Regions from separate parts of the Homo sapiens genome. Here region 1 is linked to region 2. The links are chromatin loops, found by intact Hi-C in ENCODE. Cell type or tissue: heart right ventricle. All regions are shown on one strand. Each heading gives the region's core, and the rest is flanking DNA. Links, peaks and the distances in the headings are about the cores only.

What was found. A loop is a pair of places that touch in the nucleus more often than their neighbours do. Peaks named below come from ENCODE experiments on the same cell type or tissue, not always from the same donor. Only the 100,000 strongest peaks of a DNase experiment are listed, where the experiment ranks them.
Region 1: it touches region 2 in a loop (2.1-fold over the local background); 5 of 110 quality-filtered maps call a loop at or near these places.

Annotation. Positions count from the first base shown.
Region 1 is chr15:78,411,867-78,420,806 of GRCh38, reverse strand. No RefSeq gene overlaps it. Among named protein-coding and RNA genes, the nearest start is that of IREB2, 22 kb to the left of the region's middle. In heart right ventricle, for the core only: a CTCF peak has its summit at 5,215 (motif pointing right); no DNase peak of the experiment used is centred there; H3K27me3 peaks cover 957 bases.
Region 2 is chr15:78,355,097-78,364,036 of GRCh38, reverse strand. No RefSeq gene overlaps it. Among named protein-coding and RNA genes, the nearest start is that of CRABP1, 19 kb to the right of the region's middle. In heart right ventricle, for the core only: no CTCF peak of the experiment used is centred there; a DNase peak (open chromatin) is centred at 3,382; H3K27me3 peaks cover 1,427 bases.

The DNA.
Region 1 (8,940 bases), core at 300-8,299, 57 kb before region 2:
GCTGCACATTTAACTCATTTGTTTGTTGTCTATTTCCTACTAGAACATAGGTTCCATGAGGCAGGGACTTGGTTGTTTTGTTCACTGCTGTATCCCCAGCCCCTAGAATTGGCACATGGTAGGTGTTCAATAAATATTTATGGGAGAAAAAGCATGAATCAAGTGATCCTGCAGGCAAGCTCAAAGAGAGACGCAACTTGTCTCTCTGAACCTGGAGTGGGAAACATCAGAGGCAAAGATACCTCTATTGATTCTGGTCATATTCACCTCTGTGACTTCCGTTAAGTGAGCGCTTAAATTTTCAAGTTAAAAAGGTTTTTCCCCATTGAGGGTGTATCTATGGTGTTGGCAGGAGGGATGGTGGAAAATTGCTCAAGCAGCAGCAAAAAGCAGAAGCCAGACAAGCTGAGGCTCCTCCAGTCCATGCGGTGGAGAGACCTAGGGAAGGTTTCTCATTCCTGGGTCAAATGTCACATAACCTAGTGCTTTTTCTCTCTTAGTTTTAAAACTGCCTTTGGAAAATTATGACAGTAAGAGAAATCTGACATAGTTGACTCCATCTTGCTTCTGACTTCCAAGCTGTTCTTGGTCATTCCTGGGTATAAGTCAAGTTAACCTTGGGAAGAATTCATAGTTTAACTTGAAAGCAAAGATGATAATAGTCCCTTCCTAAAACTAACTCCCTCCTCGCTCAGGGACTGACAACAGCCTATGTCAGACTAATGAAAAGCCATAAGAGGCTAGGTGCAGTGGCTCACATCTGTAATCCCATCACTTTGGAAGGGGGGGAGGTGGGCAGATTACTTGGGGTCAGGAGTTCAAGACTAGCCTGGCCAACATGGTGAAACCCCATCTGTACTGAAAATACAAAAATTAGCTGGGCATGGTGGCACATGCCTGTAATCCCAGCTACTCAAGTAGGTTGAGGCAGGAGAATCGCTTGAACTAGGTAGTTGGAGGTTGCAGTGAGCCGAGATTGTGCCACTGTACTACAGCCTGAGCAAAAGAGCAAGATTCTGTCTCAAAAAATAATAATAATAATAATAAATTTTTTAAAAAAGCCATTAGAATATGGGAGGGGCTTGAACTCTGCTAGAATGTAGGGATAACTTCTATAATCCCTAAAACATGAGCAGTAATGCTCAGGGGTCACGTGGCCAGAGGTCACAAGACTTGTGACTTTCCTAATTGCTCCTATAGATAACATCACTATTGTAGAACCTAAGATTAGATTTTTTTGAGATGTTTTCCAGACTGACCCTACCTGGACTCGTGACTCATGACTCAACTGGTCCTGTGGCCCCACCCAGAGGCGGGCTCTGTGCATGAGGACTGCTTTCCACACCCTTGTAATTTCATCCCCAACTAATCAGCAGTACCCATTCCCTAGCCCCCTGCCCACTAAATTGTCCATTAAAACCCTAGGCCTCTGAGCCTTCAGGGAGACTGGTTTGAGTGATAACTCTAGTTCTCCTGTCTGGGTCAGCCTCGTGTCAGTTAACTTGCTCTACTCCAATGCCACAGTTCCAGTGAATTGATTTTGTCTGTGCAGCAGGCAGGAAGAACTCATCTGGTGATTGCAGTTTTAGGACCCAGAATACCTTTGTGTGTTCTTAAAACAAGAAGCTTTGTCCCTGGAAATGTAATGACTTGATCCTGACATTCAGAGAGAAGGGAGATTAACATAATGTTCATGGAAGGAATTGAAGTTTGGTTCCATAGCTCAGAGCATGCCACATCCCTCTCCTATGTTCTCCCTTTCCATGCCCTCGCCATCACCTCATGTGGGGCTGGATTTCCCTGGCCTCCTGACTCTATCTGTAACAGCCAGCTGAGCTTCCTGAGGCACCAAATTGATGACAGCCACTTTCCTGTTCAAAACCCCCAGTCTGTGCACAAAAGATCAAAGTCTAAACTCTAGCTCGGCTGGGCGCGGTGGCTCATGCCTGGAATCCCAGCACTTTGGGAGGCCAAGGGGGTGCTGATCACTCGAGGTGAGGAGTTCGAGACCAGCCTGGCCAACATGATAAAACCCCATCTCTACTAAAAATGCAAAATTTAACCTGGTGTGGTTGCGGGCGCCTATAATCCCAGCTACTCGGGAGGCTGAGGCACAAGAATCGCTTGAACCCAGGTGGCGGAGGTTGCAGTGAGCTGAGATGGTGCCACTGCACTCCAGCCTGGGTGACAGCAGGAGACTCAGTCTCTAAATAAATAAATAAATAAATAAATAAATAAATAAACTCTCCAGCTTGATATTTGAGCCCTCTCACCTTCCTGGATCTTCTGCGTCATCTCACTGAGTCATCTGCTTTCCAGGGGAAGCAGGCCCTGAGCTTCCCCACATCAGCCTCTGTTTCTGCTGTTCCACCCTCACCCCCCGTTCATCTCCCATGAATGCCACCCCCTTCCTCTCCAGCTAGGCAAACCCACCCATCCATCACCCTGCACCCTTTTTTTCCCTGAAATCTTCCCAATCTTTCACACCTCAATGTCACTGCTTCTCTCTCAACATGGGTGACATCATTATTGCAGCCTTCCTGACAGCTCTTCCGGCAGACCCATGGAAGGGCTCTTTCAAACCAGGCACTGCTGAGCAAAAGGGAGGCCGGGTTGGAAGGATTTGGCAGGGCTACTGAGGACCCTTCAGCACCACTGCCTCCCACTAGGCCCATCTCTTGAGGCCCTCCCCCAGCCTCTTGGCCTTTGAACTTTCAGAGCCCTGCCCTACACATTCTGCCTGCTCTTTGTCACCCCATTCCCCGAGCTCAATCTTTCATAATGTAAGCATCTATCTCCCAGCACCGGGTATATCTGTAGTATTGAACTTTTTTTTTTTTTGAGGCAGGGTCTCGCTCTGTCACTCAGGCTGCAGTGCAATAGTGTGATCTCAGCTCACTGCAGCCTCTGCCTCCTGAGTTCAAGCAATTCTCCCACCTCAGCTTCCTGAGTAGATGGGACTACAGTCATGTGCTACCACTCCCAGCTAATTTTTGTATTTTTAGTAGAGACGGGGTTTTGTCATGTTGCCCAGGCTGGTTTTGAACTCCTGATCTCAAGTGATCTGCCTGCCTCAGCCTCCCCAAGTGCTGGGATTGAGGCATGAGCCACTGCACCCAGCTGCGTTGAACATTTTCTATTTTTCATACAATTCAGCCCAAAACATAAGCCCACTACTGTATCTGGTACTCAGCTGAAGAAGCTGCTGTCTATCTATGCTGGAGGAAGAGCTGGCTGTATTGATCTTATTCAAAGATATTTTTGTCATGCAATAATGCAATATATAGAAAACCTAGAGGATTTTCAAGGTCATTTTGACTAAATAGGATTTTTACTTTAAATGCTGACTTTAGAACCTATGCCTGTATAAGATGTGGCTCTGCTATGCAGAGTTTGTGAGATTATTAGGAAGTATGACTCCATTTGGAAAAATAGCTGCTCTGAATAGGTAGAGACCTTTGCAAACTGTCTCTGAATCCTAGGATGTCTTCTCCTGTAGGGCATGAGCCTTGGGAGGAAGCTGGGAGCTGATTCAACTGATGCGACAGTGTTCTGACCCCTTTTTGTCAAATGAAGCAAGTGAGGCCTGAAGGAAATAATGTATACAGTGGTCCATTTCCAAGAAAATGTGCCTTAAATCAGCTTAGGTTAGCAAACTACATAAGAAACAGGATATACTAGGCCCCTGCTTGGATAGCCGATGCCTGCTTGTTGTGCGCAGCCCCCTCACCACCCCCTGCCGCCTTAGTTGCCCTCACCCGAACCAAAGAAGTTTAGTCTAAAATGAAAGTTTATTAGTCTGCAAAATAGCTTGCTTTGTCTGTTCTTATCAGCCTGCCCAGCTACGTAGGTCGTAAGTCAAACACTTAAAGAGCCCCTGAGCTAACTAGGATTGCGATGCATTGTGGGCTGCAGCAAAATGCAGCAAGACAACCCTAAAGAAAACACCTAAAGCCCCTATCCAACAACCAATAGACGACGTCCAGGAAGATTGTGACCCCACAGTACTCAAGCCTATGAGGAACAGGGGAAGGGACCTGCTCACTAGGGTATAAATTGCTTGTTAAAACTGTGCTGGGTGTGTCTGCCCATCAGACACCCAATCTTGCAAGACTATCATTAAAAGTCTCACTTTTGCTGATCTCCAGGTCTCCGAGTTCATTCTTTGGGTTTGGACAGGTAAGTTTGTTTCTCACAAGGCCCAGAGAAAGGAAGCGACTTATCGGAAAGTCTGAAGGAGAAGACAGCAGGTGAGACCCAGCTTGGCAAATTGTCACAATCAGGACACCACCATGATCAGATACCACGACTGCTGCTGCTAGCTGAAGAGTCACTCTGTGCCTGCCACCATCTATACTAGTTAATGCCTCATGCTCTGCTTCTTAATACACATAAAGCGTGTGACTGGACACTGGAATTCTCAAGGGCCACTGAAAAATCAGCAGACCCAGCAGAAGTATGGCCTCCTCCTCACCTTCCGTGCAAGCCCATCTGATATGCTGAGCCCAAATCACACCACAAATCCTGCTACAGGGGAGTCTGGGAAATACAGATCTGAGCTTTCCAGCTTCCTCAGTGGAGGAAGGAACACAAGGAGAATGAAATTGATGCTGAGCACCAATTCATCATTATAAACTTGTTTCTGTTAAACAATTAGCTGCAGTAGATTCAGATTCAAGTGTCTACAAATCAAAACCCCTGTCCCACACAGGTTCTGTCTCTGGTGAGAGTGTCCCTTCTCACTTCCTCCAGGAGATGCCTGTTCCATTGTGTGACAGACTGTCTATGAAGATGTTTTCTTTTATGTTGAGCTGAAACCTGTGCTCATCTGGTTCTCACCTGTCCCAACTTTGCTTTCTGGGACCAAACAGAATGCATCGACTCCTGTTTCCTTTTAACTGCCCTTTGGCGATCCGAAGATGGTGATAGTAATGTTCCCCATACTGTTCAGCAGCGCTGAAAACACTGGTTTCCAAATGAAAAAGCACTGAGGCAAGCCAGGCACCAGTGTAAAGGTGAAGAGAGTTGTGGCATTAAAGAGATGACAAGGGCAACCATTCATTGTCTTCCACTGAGGGGAGAATATATTCACCTTGTCTTAACAAAGGTAAAAACCACAGCCAATCCACAACTCCCAGGCTACTAAGAGGCTGTAGAAACCAATTAATTCAAAATGCATTATATACCATGCGCTAAATTGGTCACCAGAGGGAGTCTAGGTATAACAGGATCTTTGGCTAGAACCATCATTATGACAGTTTGTATTTGGAGAGCTTTTTCCTTCTCTCATCCAAAGGAGTCCCAGCACCTTGCCACCACCACCTGTCTCATTAATGAACACACTATCTCAAGTGAGCGAGGCAGGTGGCCAGTCTCATTATCTCACTTTTTAAAGAAGGGCACCTAGAGGTCAAGTGACTTTTGTTTCACAGCACGCTAATTAAAACCTTCTGTAGCTGTTATTCGCAAGTTCATGGGCTCCTTAAAAGCTTTGTCAGTGATTTCAAAAGCCTATTTCACTTACTGACTGCTTTAACACTCCCATTAAGAAGTGAAGTGAAAAACAAACCAAAAAAGAGCAGTTTTGTTTTCATTCTGGTTATGTATGAATATGTCAAAGGATTTGGTTAAAAAAATTAACTGCCTACTGAGGCAGGATTTATTCATTCACAATCTTGCTGGTTTCTCACTTTGAGTAAATATTATGGACTATACAAAGACCAAGACCTTGGCCCCAAGCAATTACATTTATGGACTATAATTAAATGTTATGAACTATAAAAAATCAGGACCTTGGCCCCAAGAAATTACAGGTGGGAAGGCTATAGGGGTGGGCTAGAGGAGGATAAAGCCATTTTTGGCTGGGGTGATATGGAAATGCTTCGTAAAGAGATGGCAAAGGATGGGGGAAAAAACAAAGAAAGCAGTGGGCATTCATTCCCTACTGTGGGGCATCCTGGGCACCTGGCCAAGGCGTGCTGGATGCCCAGTTCTTGTCCTGCCTCCTGCTCTGCTCCCCAGGCTCTCACAGATTCTGGTGCATCCCACCATCTTTCCAGCAAATTCCATTTTGGCTTAAGCCAGCCTGAGTCTCTGGGCGGTACCAATGAGTGAACAAAGTCCTGGAGGAGGAGAAGACCAGGACTTTCAGTGGATTGGACAGAGTAGATTTGCAATGGTAAGGTGTGAACTGCCAAATCTTCTTCCAGATGGTTCCAAGTACCAAACTCACATTTTAAAAGTGTGCTGCCATCATATAAAATGTGACCATTGGAGGAAGCTGGGTAGAGGGTACATAGGATCTCTCTGTATTTGTTTGGCAACTTTCTGTGAGTATAATTACAGCAGGTCCTCAGGTAATGTCATTTTGTTCATTGTTGCTCCATTTTGTTTCATTATAATGTTGATGAGAAAAAAATGGATTCCTGGCTGGGGTCACTGTCTATAGGGAGTTTGCACATTCTTCTATATCTGCCCGGGTTTTTTCTCTACTTTCTCTGGCTTCCTCCCACATCCCAAATATGTGCACATGAGGTGAATTGGCATGTCTACATTGTCTCAGGACGAGTGTGTGTGTGTGTGCGTTTGTGCGTGCACACACCCTGCGATGAGATGGTGTCCTGTCCAGGGTGGGTTCCTACCTTGCACCCTGAGGGGCCAGGATAGACTCTGGCTGCCTGTCACCCTGAACTGGAATAAGCAGGTTGGAAAATTAATGCATGAATAAATTAAAATTATTTTAAAATAAAAATTTGGCTGGGTGCGGTGGGTCATGCCTGTAATCCCAGCACTTTGGGAGGCTGAGGCGGGTGGGTCACGAGATCAGGAATTCAAGACCAGCCTGGCCAACGTATTGAAACCCCGTCTCTACTAAAAATACAAAAATTAGCTAGGCACGGTGGCGGACATCTGTAATTCCAGCTACTTGGGAGGCTGAGGCAGGAGAATTGCTTGAACCTGGGAGGTGGAGGTTGCAGTGAGCCAAGATTGAGCCACTGCACTCCAGCCTGGGTGACAGAGCAAGACTCTGTCTTGGGAAACAAATAATAGTAAATAAATAAATAAATAAATAAATAATAAAAATTCATGAAGTGTATGATAATCATCCAGAAGTTCAGCAGTATACACTGCAGTACAAAAGTGCTCAGCAAGCTCTCTGGATCTGAGATTGTTTTGGAACTCCAACTCCATGGTGGTAGGAGGTGCTCCTTACAATGTTGACTTTGCAAACATTTGTTCCTTGATTTTATTTTTTAACATTTTTTATTTATTTATTTTTATTTATTTATTTTGAGACAGAGTCTCTCTCTGTTGCCCAGGCTGGAGGGCAGTGGCATCATCTCAGCTCACCGCAGCCTCTGCCTCCTGGGTTCAAGCAATTCTCATGCCTGAGCCTCCCAAGTAGCTGGGATTACAGGCATGAGCCACCACACCCAGCTAATTTTTGTATTTTTAGTAGAAACGGGGTCTTGCCATGTTGGCCAGGTTGGTCTTAAACTCTTGACCCCAGGTGATCCACCCACCTCGGCCTCCCAAAGTGCTGGGATTACAGGGGTAAACCACAGCGCCTGGCCTTTTCCTTGATTTAACCCATCACTATGACGGCTGTCACACACTGATTCGCCAAAAATGGGGTAATTGCCTACTTTTTTTTATTACTCTTTGTTAAATGCATGTATAGCTCACATTTATTTTGATGTTTAATATTATAAGTGTTTTGGGTCTTTATTTAGAAGTTTGGTGATATTTTAATGACCAGAAATGTGCCATAAGAACTTAACTCTTATTTCTATCAATTAGCCTGTAGTGGCTGGGCTTGGTGGCTCACACCTGTAATCCTAGCACTTGGGGAGGCTGAGGCAGGCAGATTGCTTGAGACCAGCCTGGGCAACATGGTGAAACCCTGTCTCTAAAAAAAAAACAAAAATTAGCTTATAGTAAAATTGGTTTTCTTATACATCATTTCACTAAAGTCATGGGTTACAAAAACCTATTGACAACATTAAGTGAGAACTCACTGTATTTTTAAAAAGGTTTTTTGGGGTTGAGGGAAGGCTGAGGCAGGAGGATCACCTGAGCCCAAGAGTTCAAGTACAAACTGGGCAACATGGTGAGACCCCCCCCCCCACTCTACTAAAAATAAAAACTTAGCCAGGCATGGTGGTGCCTGGAGACCCAGCTACTTGAGAGGCTGATGTGGGATGACAGAACAGGTGAGGATGTGAGAAATTGCCTCCTGGATCCACTACTGCCTGAAGTTTACTCTTACAAACTGCTGGGATGTGATGTGTGGGTGTGTTGGCCCCAACTAAAAAGGCCAGGGGAGAGGTGAAGGGACAAAGATGGTGTCTTCGTCCTTTTGAACTGTCATAACAAAATACTATAAATGAGTAGTTTAAACAACAGATTAACAAACGTATTTCTTTTCCTTTCTTTCTCTCTATTTTTTTTTTTTTTTTGAGACAGGATCTTGCTCTGTTGCCCAGGCTGGAATGCAGTGATGTGATCTCAGCTCACAGCAACCTCTGCCTCCCTGGCCCAAGCAAACCTCCCACCTCAGCCTCCTGATTAGCTAGGACCACAGGCCCAAGCCACCACATCTGGCTAATTTGTGTGTGTGTGTCTTTAATAGAGATGGAGTCTCACTATGATGCCCGGGCTGGTCTTGAACTCCTGAACTCAAGCATTCTCCCTACCTCAGCCTCCCGAAGTGCTGGGATTACAGGCATGAGCCACCTTGCCTGGCCAGAAATGTATTTCTCTCCGCTCTGGAGATTGGGAAGCCCAACATGAAGGCGTTGGCATATTCAGTGTCTAGTGAGAGCTCATCCTCTGGTTCATGGATGGCGACTTCTCACTGTGTCCTCACATGAATGACAGGGACAAGGCAACTCTCTGGGGCCTCTTTATAAGGGCACAAGTCCCACTTATAATCCTTCT
Region 2 (8,940 bases), core at 262-8,261:
CTGACCTTCCATGTCATCTCCCTTGTCCCTTAGGGGGTCTCAAATCAGACTGCCCCAACTCTACTACAACTCTCAGAGCCTCAGTCTTCTCTGCTATCAAGTGGGACTTTACTACATATTTAAAATATTGTTATGAGGTTTAAATTTGTCAATGACTATAAAGCATTTAGCACATAGTGGGCTCAACAAATGCGAGTCCATTTCTTCCTTTTGTTTCAGTATCTTAATTCCTGCTCCTCGTACTGAAACCTCGCAGGGTTACTAGAGGCTCAGACAAGAACACTGACCTCTCTACAAAAGCCTCGGGCTGTACCGGAGTCCCACTGTTGGGCCTGGGAGCTGGGCTGTGCATCTGTGGATCCTTCTGCCCTGAAATCCAGATCCATGTTTGCTTGGCATGCCGTCTTCCCTCCTAACTCAAGGCAGAGAATTCAAGTTGGGTTAACTTTCCCTGCTATTAACATTTCCACAAATGCTTTCCCAGCTATTTTCATCAATTCTGAACAATTTTCTTAAGAAGAAAGGGAAACGCCCTCTCAGCTTCAGCCTCCTGCTCCTCTGGGTTCTCTGGCAGATGAACTTCTGTTTGCTCATCTGGGACTCCGCTCAGCTCCCTGATTCCTCTCCCCGCAGAACAAGGTGGTCTCAGTAAGTAGCCAGATCCACTACCCAGTGGTGCAGGTTGCACCTCTCTTTCTGAGTCTCCCAGGCAAGTGTTCCGGGCCTGTCTCCTGGCCCCAGAGCTCTTCTCTCTGCCTGGTGGAGGCCATTTGGTCCTCGTGTGGGCTCAGTCCCTCTCCAGTCTCTGGGCTGATGCTGTCCATGGTTGATACTGATGGGAGGAGCCTGCAGCTGTCATTTACCTCAGTGACTTCATTCAGGTCAGCCTTGCTGTGGGCTTCTGTGTGACCTCCAGCCTAGAGGAGCCCCTCTGTCTCGTGAGAAACAGCCTCTGGCCCCGTTTCCCCAGGGCTTCATAGTCTATTGGGGCGATAGGCATGTCGTGAGATGATCACAGCCCAGTGTAGCCAGGGCTCTGCAGGAGCAATGCAGGAGGAACTCAGGGAAGAAACAAATAAAGGAAGAAGCACTGAAGTTTTCCCAGATGAGTCAAAGACAGTGTTCTAGTTATCTCCTGCTCCAAAACATAGTGGCATAAAACGACCATCTATGCTTCCAGATTCCATGGCTCAGGAATTTGGATAGGACACTGCAGGGTGTGTCTTCCCTGCTCCGTGAGGCCTGGGCCTCAGCTGGGGTGACTCTAATGGCTAGAGGTGACTTGAAGAGTTGGGCTGGGTTGGCTGGGCTGGCTGAAGAGTGGGCTCAGCTGGGACTGTCGACCAAAGTGCCTACTTGTGGCCTCTCCAGCCTGGTGGTCTCAGGACAGTTGGACTTTTTACATGGTATCGGGGGTTCAAGTGTGAGTGTTCCCAACGAACAAGGCAGAAGTTGCATGGCCTTTTATGACTCAGCCTAAGATGACACATAGCATCACCTCCAACATACTCTATTGGGCATAGCAGTCATAAGACCAACCAGATTCAAGCGACAGGGACACAGAATTCATCTCTTGAGACCAAAATCTTGCAGCCATGTTTTAAAACTGCCACAGAAGTTTCTGCAGAAGAGGTAACCCTTGAGCTGAATTTTGAAGGCAGAGTAGAAGTTTTCTGGATAGACAACATGGTGAGGGTGTCCTAGGCTGAGGGATCAGGATATGCAAAGGCCCAGGGGCACAAGAGTGGACTGACTGCATGACATGTCATAAGTCCCACAAGACTTCCCAGGAGCTCAGCACACAGACCCTTCCTGCCAACTCAGACAGCCATTGCTGGCTGGTCCTTCCCCGAGTGCTAAGAGCCTGCTGTGCCCCAGGGCCCGTCAGCCGAAGGCTCACCCAGATCACAGGTTGAGTGGCAAGTCCACATCCCAGTGGCCTGGCCTCACCTGGCTCCTGAGGCTGTGGTGAGCACGCAGGGAGATGCCACCTGGGAACAGCTTTGAATGAAGTTCAGTCAGACTCCATGCCTGTGTTCTCATCTCCAGCTCTTGACTTAGAAACCCGAGGCCCAGCCAAAGCTTTCTTGGTTTGGTTTTTCAAGGTACTCTGTGTCCATTGGCTTGAATCCTAGCAATTCTTTCCATAATGCTTAGTCCTTTTGAGGGAAGCATAAAAACTCAGACTAGATTAAGCAAAAAAGGGAATTTATTCATTCTTGTGAATGGAATATTCCAGGAGCAAATCCTGGAGTTTAAACATCAGAATTCTCTTTGTTTCTCATCTGCTCATTTTTGTGTGTTGGCTTCGTTTTCAGGCAGAGTCTCCCGCAAAGTACCAGTGATGACCCCACAGTTCTAGGCTTACCTGATCCCCGTAGCCAGCAAACCCAGACGAAAGAGAGCACCTTCTGCCTAAATGCTCCGGCTGCGGTCCCAGAGAGGGCTCTGATTGGCTTAGCTTGGATCACATGCCTGTCTCAGAACTGATCACCATGGCCATGAAGCTGCAGTGCTGTAATTGGCTATGACTGAATCAAGGGCTGACCCCTGTTAGGCTTATGGATTAGCCCCACAGTAACCACATAGAATCACTTCCTTTCTAGAAATAGGGGCTCTGTAACCTGAAGAGGAAGGGAAAATGTAAAAGGCAGATGAAATTTAGTGGCCACAGCCCCAGGGCCACTAGTATAGTTGCACAATTTGTGCACTGCATAAAGCAAGGATAGAGTACCCTCCTTGTCTGCCCAGAAAAGGTCTCCTTTTCTAATTCACACAAAAGCAGCCCCATGGATGCATGCCCAGCTTTGCAAGGCCTACCCCACTTTCCTTTTCCCTGTGCTCCAGCACTGCCTGGAATACTCCACCCGCTTCCTCCAAGTCCTAGTTCCAGTGCCTACTGCCCCGTGCATTGGCCAGGATGAATCTCAAGTTCCCCATGTGCCCACAGAATTACAACTTCTGCTTTGGTCATGGTTGTCCAGCTGTGGTTCTTTGTCTATCTCCCTGTCTGGCCTCAGACAGGTTCCACAGGGACAGGGGGTGTATCAAAGCCAGGGAGTGTATCCGAGCCCTCCCAGGCCAGGTGGAGGAGATGCACAGGTAGGATCTGCTTGGTGGGTGGGAAGGAAACAGCATTGTTCTCATTGCTGCCCCAGACCCTCTCCCGGCTGTTCCCTGCACATCCTCAATGAGAGGCTATTGGCCTGATCTATGCACCCCCTGTGTCACTTCTACTAGCTGCTAGAGACAAAGCTGAAAGGAAGGGGTCTTGAAAGATGCACCCGCAGGGCCACCATCCAAGGCTGGGCTCCAGACATCAAGAGCCCTTCTTCAGGAGGCCTCAGGGGAAGAGAAGGTGGCTGGGCTCCATCTGGCTTCACTGAGGCTGCCAGGCAATTGCTCTAGGGCTCAGCTCTAGCTCCTGATGAAAACCAGATCTGGGAGCTTGGAGCCTTTGGTGAAACTGGATACCTGTCAACGTAGGCAAAGGAAATACACTGTGGGAGAGAGGCTGGCTGGCAGCCGGCAGTGCTAGGCTGGGCAGTAAGGTTGGGCTTTCCTTCTGAAAGGCCCCGAGGAGCCCTTGCCATGTGGGGTGATGACAGCCCTAAGAAACAGGAGCCCCATGGAGACGGGAAAAGCACACCCACTTCTCCGTCACTTTCCTCCCTCTTCCCTTCTCTTTCTCTGTTTCATTTATTCAGATAGAAGACCTGGATTCAATCCCAGTACTAATTTTTATTCACTTTGGGTGAATTATTTAACCTCTCTGAGCCTCAGTTTGATCATCTGTAAAGTGGGAGTGAAAACAGTAGCTACCTAGTTGGCTTACTGTAGGATGAAAGGTGAAAATGCAAAGTGCTTAGCACAGGGCCTGGAACATAGTAAGCCCTTATTAAATGTCAGTGATCATTATGCTTTCTCCCTCCCTCCTTTTCTATGAAAAAGTTATTTCATAGAAATAACTTTTCTATGAAATAACTTTTTTTTATTAAGCCATAAACATAATACTTGATGACCATAGTAAGGAAAATATTTTGTGTCCCTAATGGCTGATGGGATGGCAAGAGCATTGGCCCTGGAGTCAGACATCCTGAGGTTGTAATCCCAGCTCTGCCATTTACAAACTGGATAATTTACTCAAAGCACTTAACTTCTTTGAACTTCAGTGTCCCCGTCTGTAAAATGGGGACAGTCCTGATACCTGCCCTGCTTAGACCCCCGGGTTGCTATGCATCACATATAGGATACATTTGCAAAGGGGCACCAGAAACCATGCAGAGACATACACCTTGGTAATTATTATTTATGCTTCTAATGTTGTGCTTTCCTTCTTGCTGTCTCCTTTTCTCCTGTTTGGTTCTTCTTTCCCTTTTTCCAGTCATGAGTCAAATAAACTTTGTGGAGTCATAGAGTGTTAAAGCTGGAAAAGACCTCTGTGACCATTGGTTCAGTGATTCTATCAGAAATCACCTGGGGAATGCAAAGAAATTAAGATTCCTGGGCTCCAACCCAGACAAAGAGAATCAGAATCTCTTTTTAAGTGAAAACTTGTTTTAATTTACAAAAGTCGTACATGCTCATTATAAATGAATCCCAACCATACAGAAATAATGAGAGTAAAACGGTCTCTCAGAGGTAACCACTCTTAGTGGTTTGGTGTGTGTCCTCTAGGGTTTTGGCTTTTTTTTTCTTTCCCCTGGAAAGAGCTAAGCATATAGCTTTTATTTTTCCCATTAAACTAGATCCCCACTCACTTAAAAAAACAAAAAACCGAATATAGCTTAGACATCTTTCCACATCAGTACACATATGTCTACCTCACTCTGTTCTACAGCTGCAGAGAATTCCATTGTGTAGCTTGTTGTGGATGACTTAACCCTTTCCCTGTTGGTGGATATTTGGGCTGTCCCTGGTGATTCACATGCAGCCCTCCCAGCCACTGCCCATGTTTAGCAACCTCTGCTTTCTACAGATGGGCAAATGGAGGCCCAGGGAAGGTACAAGAAAGAGCAGGTAGCTTCACGGAGCAAATTAGTGGCAGAGCCAGGACTTACAACCCTGGTTTCCTGGCATGCTCTCTGCATTGAACTATACTACCACATTCAGCAAAAACAAACATAACAGCAACAATTTTTTTGAATGGCGATAAAAGGAACTCAATAACATTTTTCTGAACCTATTCCTAATAGTAGGAAAGAGAAAAAAAATCCTCAATTTTATTTCATGTATTCTGAGGATTGGATGTTTTCCCAAACTTTCTCAGGGTTTTCACTTCTCATTATGTTCTTTGTAAGAGTTCATAACTCAATAATTTTTTCCTACACATTGTTTCTGAAGCCAATTTTTTTTTTTATGTTAGTATCTCCAAATCCCACTTCCCTGGAGCATGGCTATTCTGAGAGACCTTGGTCAAATTCCACTTTACGAACCCAGCTCCCCCTTCACTCACCATAATTGATGAGTTTTCCTGGCTTGTGAAAACAAACGGAATTATAAAATTGTGACTGTCATCTATTTTTTTTATTAAGTAAATTCCTCGAAGTCCTGCAGGTAATTTTCCCAGAAAGATGAATTACCCACTTGTAACAAATATAACATGTTTGCAGAATCCTTGTGAGAATTTGCTCTTTGCCCAGAAATTATGCTTAATCTTCCTACTACAGAATGGAATGTTAATCCTGCCTCCAATAAGCTAATGGAGATTTGATTGGAAGTGACCACTGCCCATCAAGTCCCGTTCTCTTTGAAGCAGTTGTCCTCACAGCCTGGTGCTGAGTTACAGACAAATATTTCCAAGTCTACTGCCCCGACCTCCATCCCCTGCCACAAATGGATTGGTCAAAATCCACTCCGATTTCTGAGTAAAAAGGAAGAGATGTCATCCTCAGATAGCTGAACACAGTGCTGGCAACATCTGAATACTGTTTAGCATTGTCTTGGGCAGAAGATAATGGGAACAAAGGAGTACAGAGTAACTTTTTTTTGTTGTTGCGTTTTTGAGTTGCGGTCTTATGGCATCACCCAGGCTGGAGTGCAGTGGCGCAGTCACAGCTCACTGCAGCCTCTACTTCCCAGGCTCTAGCAATCCTCTTACCTCAGTCTCCCAAGTAGCTGGGACCACAGGTACATGCCACCACATCCAGCTAATTTTTAAAATTATTTGTAGAGATGAGGTCTTGCTATGTTGCCCAGGCTGGTCTCGAACTCATGGGCTCAAGCAATCCACCCACCTCGGCCTCCCAAAGTGCTGGGATTATACGTGTGAGCCACAGAACCCGCCCCAGAGTAAGTTTTTTGTCTGTGACCTGCCTCTTGGGAACTAAAACTCTGGCTTCTCTCTTAGAATCAAAAGTAGGCCCATCTCTTGGCCCCCAGATTGTGGTTTCTAAATGCCATTGTCTCCTAAAACAACTAGGCTCCTCGGAAAAATGGCTGATTCCAGGTCTGGAACAGGAAATGAGCTAGAGTATCTTATTAGAATAAATAGCAAAGAAGTTATCAGAGATACTAGGGTCCTACCAAGACTCAAGAGCCAATATAAAGAAGCTCCCAGTGGCCAAAGATGGGTCACTTTCAGCATCAATGAGGATAATAACTACGTTGAATTGAAACATATCAAATATGTTTTAAATTACAAAAGTCATACATGTGCATTATAAGTGAATGTCAACAATACAGAAATAATGAGAGTAAAACGGTCTCTCAGATGTAACCACTCTTAATGGTTTGGTGTGTGTCCTCTAGGGTTCTGGTTTTTTTTTTTCTTTTCCCTGAAAAGAGCTAAGCATATAGCTTTTATTTTCCCATTAAACATATCAAATGTGTTTCAATCCATAAATTAATAATGATATTAAAAAAGGAAAACAATGGCTGGGGCACAGTGTCTCATGCCTGTAATCCCAGCACTTTGGGAGGCTGAGGCAGGAGGATCGCTTGAGCCCAGGAGTTCGAGATGAGCCTAGGCAACATAGCAAGACCCCTATTTCTAAAAAACAGTAAATTTGTTTTAAATTAGCCAGGCATGGTGGTGTGTGCCTGTAGTCCCAAGCTACTCAGGAGGCTGAGGTGGGAGGACTGCATGAGCCCAGGAGGTCAAGGCTACAGTGAGCCATGATCATACCACTACAATCCAGCCTGGGCAACAGAATGAGACCTTGTCTTAAAAAAGAAGAAAATAGAAAACAGAAAAATGCATTGGTCACTTTTGAAGGATGCCAGGAAAACCAATTCATTGCTCTAAAAACTGGTAAATACAGGGAAAGAATCAAGTATTTATTCTGTCTTTCCTATGCATACTGTACCTCAGGATAACCACATAGTAGATGAGAGCAAGTATTTCTTTTTTTTTTTCTGAGATGAAGCCTCGCTCTGTTGCTGAAGCTGGAGTGCAGTGGTGCGATCTCGGCTCGCTGCAACCTCCGCCTCCCGGGTTCAAGCAATTCTCTGCCTCAGCCTCCCAAGTAGCTGGGATTACAGGCACCCGCCACCACACCCAGCTAATTTTTTGTATTTTTAGTAGAGACAGAGTTTCTCCATGTTGGCCAGGCTGGTCTTGAACTCACCGATCAAGTATCTTTTTATGGAAGTATTCCAGCTCATAAACGAAGGAGGTAGAATTAGAATATCCCCATGTTTCAACCTCTAATGAGAACTATAAATGTAGCCAGTGATCACCAATGGCTGTTAACGTCATAGAAAGAGACAACCAGGGCCAGACACGGCAGCTCATGCCTGTAATCCCAGCACTTTGGGAGGCCGAGCGGACAGATCACAAGGTCAAGAGATCAAGACCATCCTGGCCAACATGATGAAACCCCGTCTCTACTAAAAATACAAAAAAATAGCTGGGTGTGGTGGCACGTGCCTGTAGTTCCAGCTACTCGGGAGGCTGAGGCAGGAGAATCGCTTGAACCCAGGAGCCGGAGGTTGCAGTGAGTCAAGATCATGCCACTGCATTCCAGCCTGGCGGCAGAGTGAGACTCTGTCTCAAAAAAAAAAAAAAAAGAAAAGAAAAAGAAAGAACGAAAGAGACAACCAGGTGATTTCAGTCTTCCTAAGGGAGCAGAGCATATCACCTATGAAGTATTCTTGCCAAAACATCACCCTTGAGTCTGGCTGAGCTTCTAGAGCTACCAATCTACAGAAAAATACAGAAGACAAAGAACATGTTAAGTAACACCGCAGAAATACAATCATCAAAATCTAGACTGTGTGAAGCTCTGCAGGACAAACAACGAGTTTCTCCACAAAATACAATACAAAAAATAAAATGAGGCAGAGGAAAATTTATAGATTCAAAGAGATTTATAGTTATTTCAATCTTGATTTGAGCAAGGAGGTAAAAAAGACAATCAGGAAAATCTGAACACTGGTAGGATCTTTGATGATATTAGGATTTGTTAATTTTAAGGTGTGATAACATTTTTATTGTAATTTTAAGGGAATTATTAACATTTAGAGATATAGGTAGATTTTTTTATTTTTTATTTTATTATTATTATTGTTGTTTTAGACAGAGTTTCCCCCTGTTGCCCAGGCTGGGGTGCAGTGGTGCCATCTCGGCTCACTGTAACTTTCGCCTCCTGTGCTCACGCCATCCTCCCACCTCAGCCTCTGGAGCAGCTGGGACTACACGCATGCGCCACCACGCCTGGCTGATTTTTGTTTTTGTTTTTTTTTTCTTAGAGATGGAGTTTCACCATGTTGCCCAGGCTGGTCTCGAACTCCTGGGCTCAAGTGATCTGCCCATCTCAGCCTCCCAAAGTGCTGAGATTACAGCCACGGGCCACCACACTGGCCATCCTCTTGATCTTGACAAGCACCTGAAATGATGGTCTTGGCCAAGTCATTTCCTGTTTCTGAGTTCCATCTCCTAGCAGTTGGAATTGCTTAAAACGGGAGAGAGGCTCTGATGGGTTGGTTTAAGCACAACTG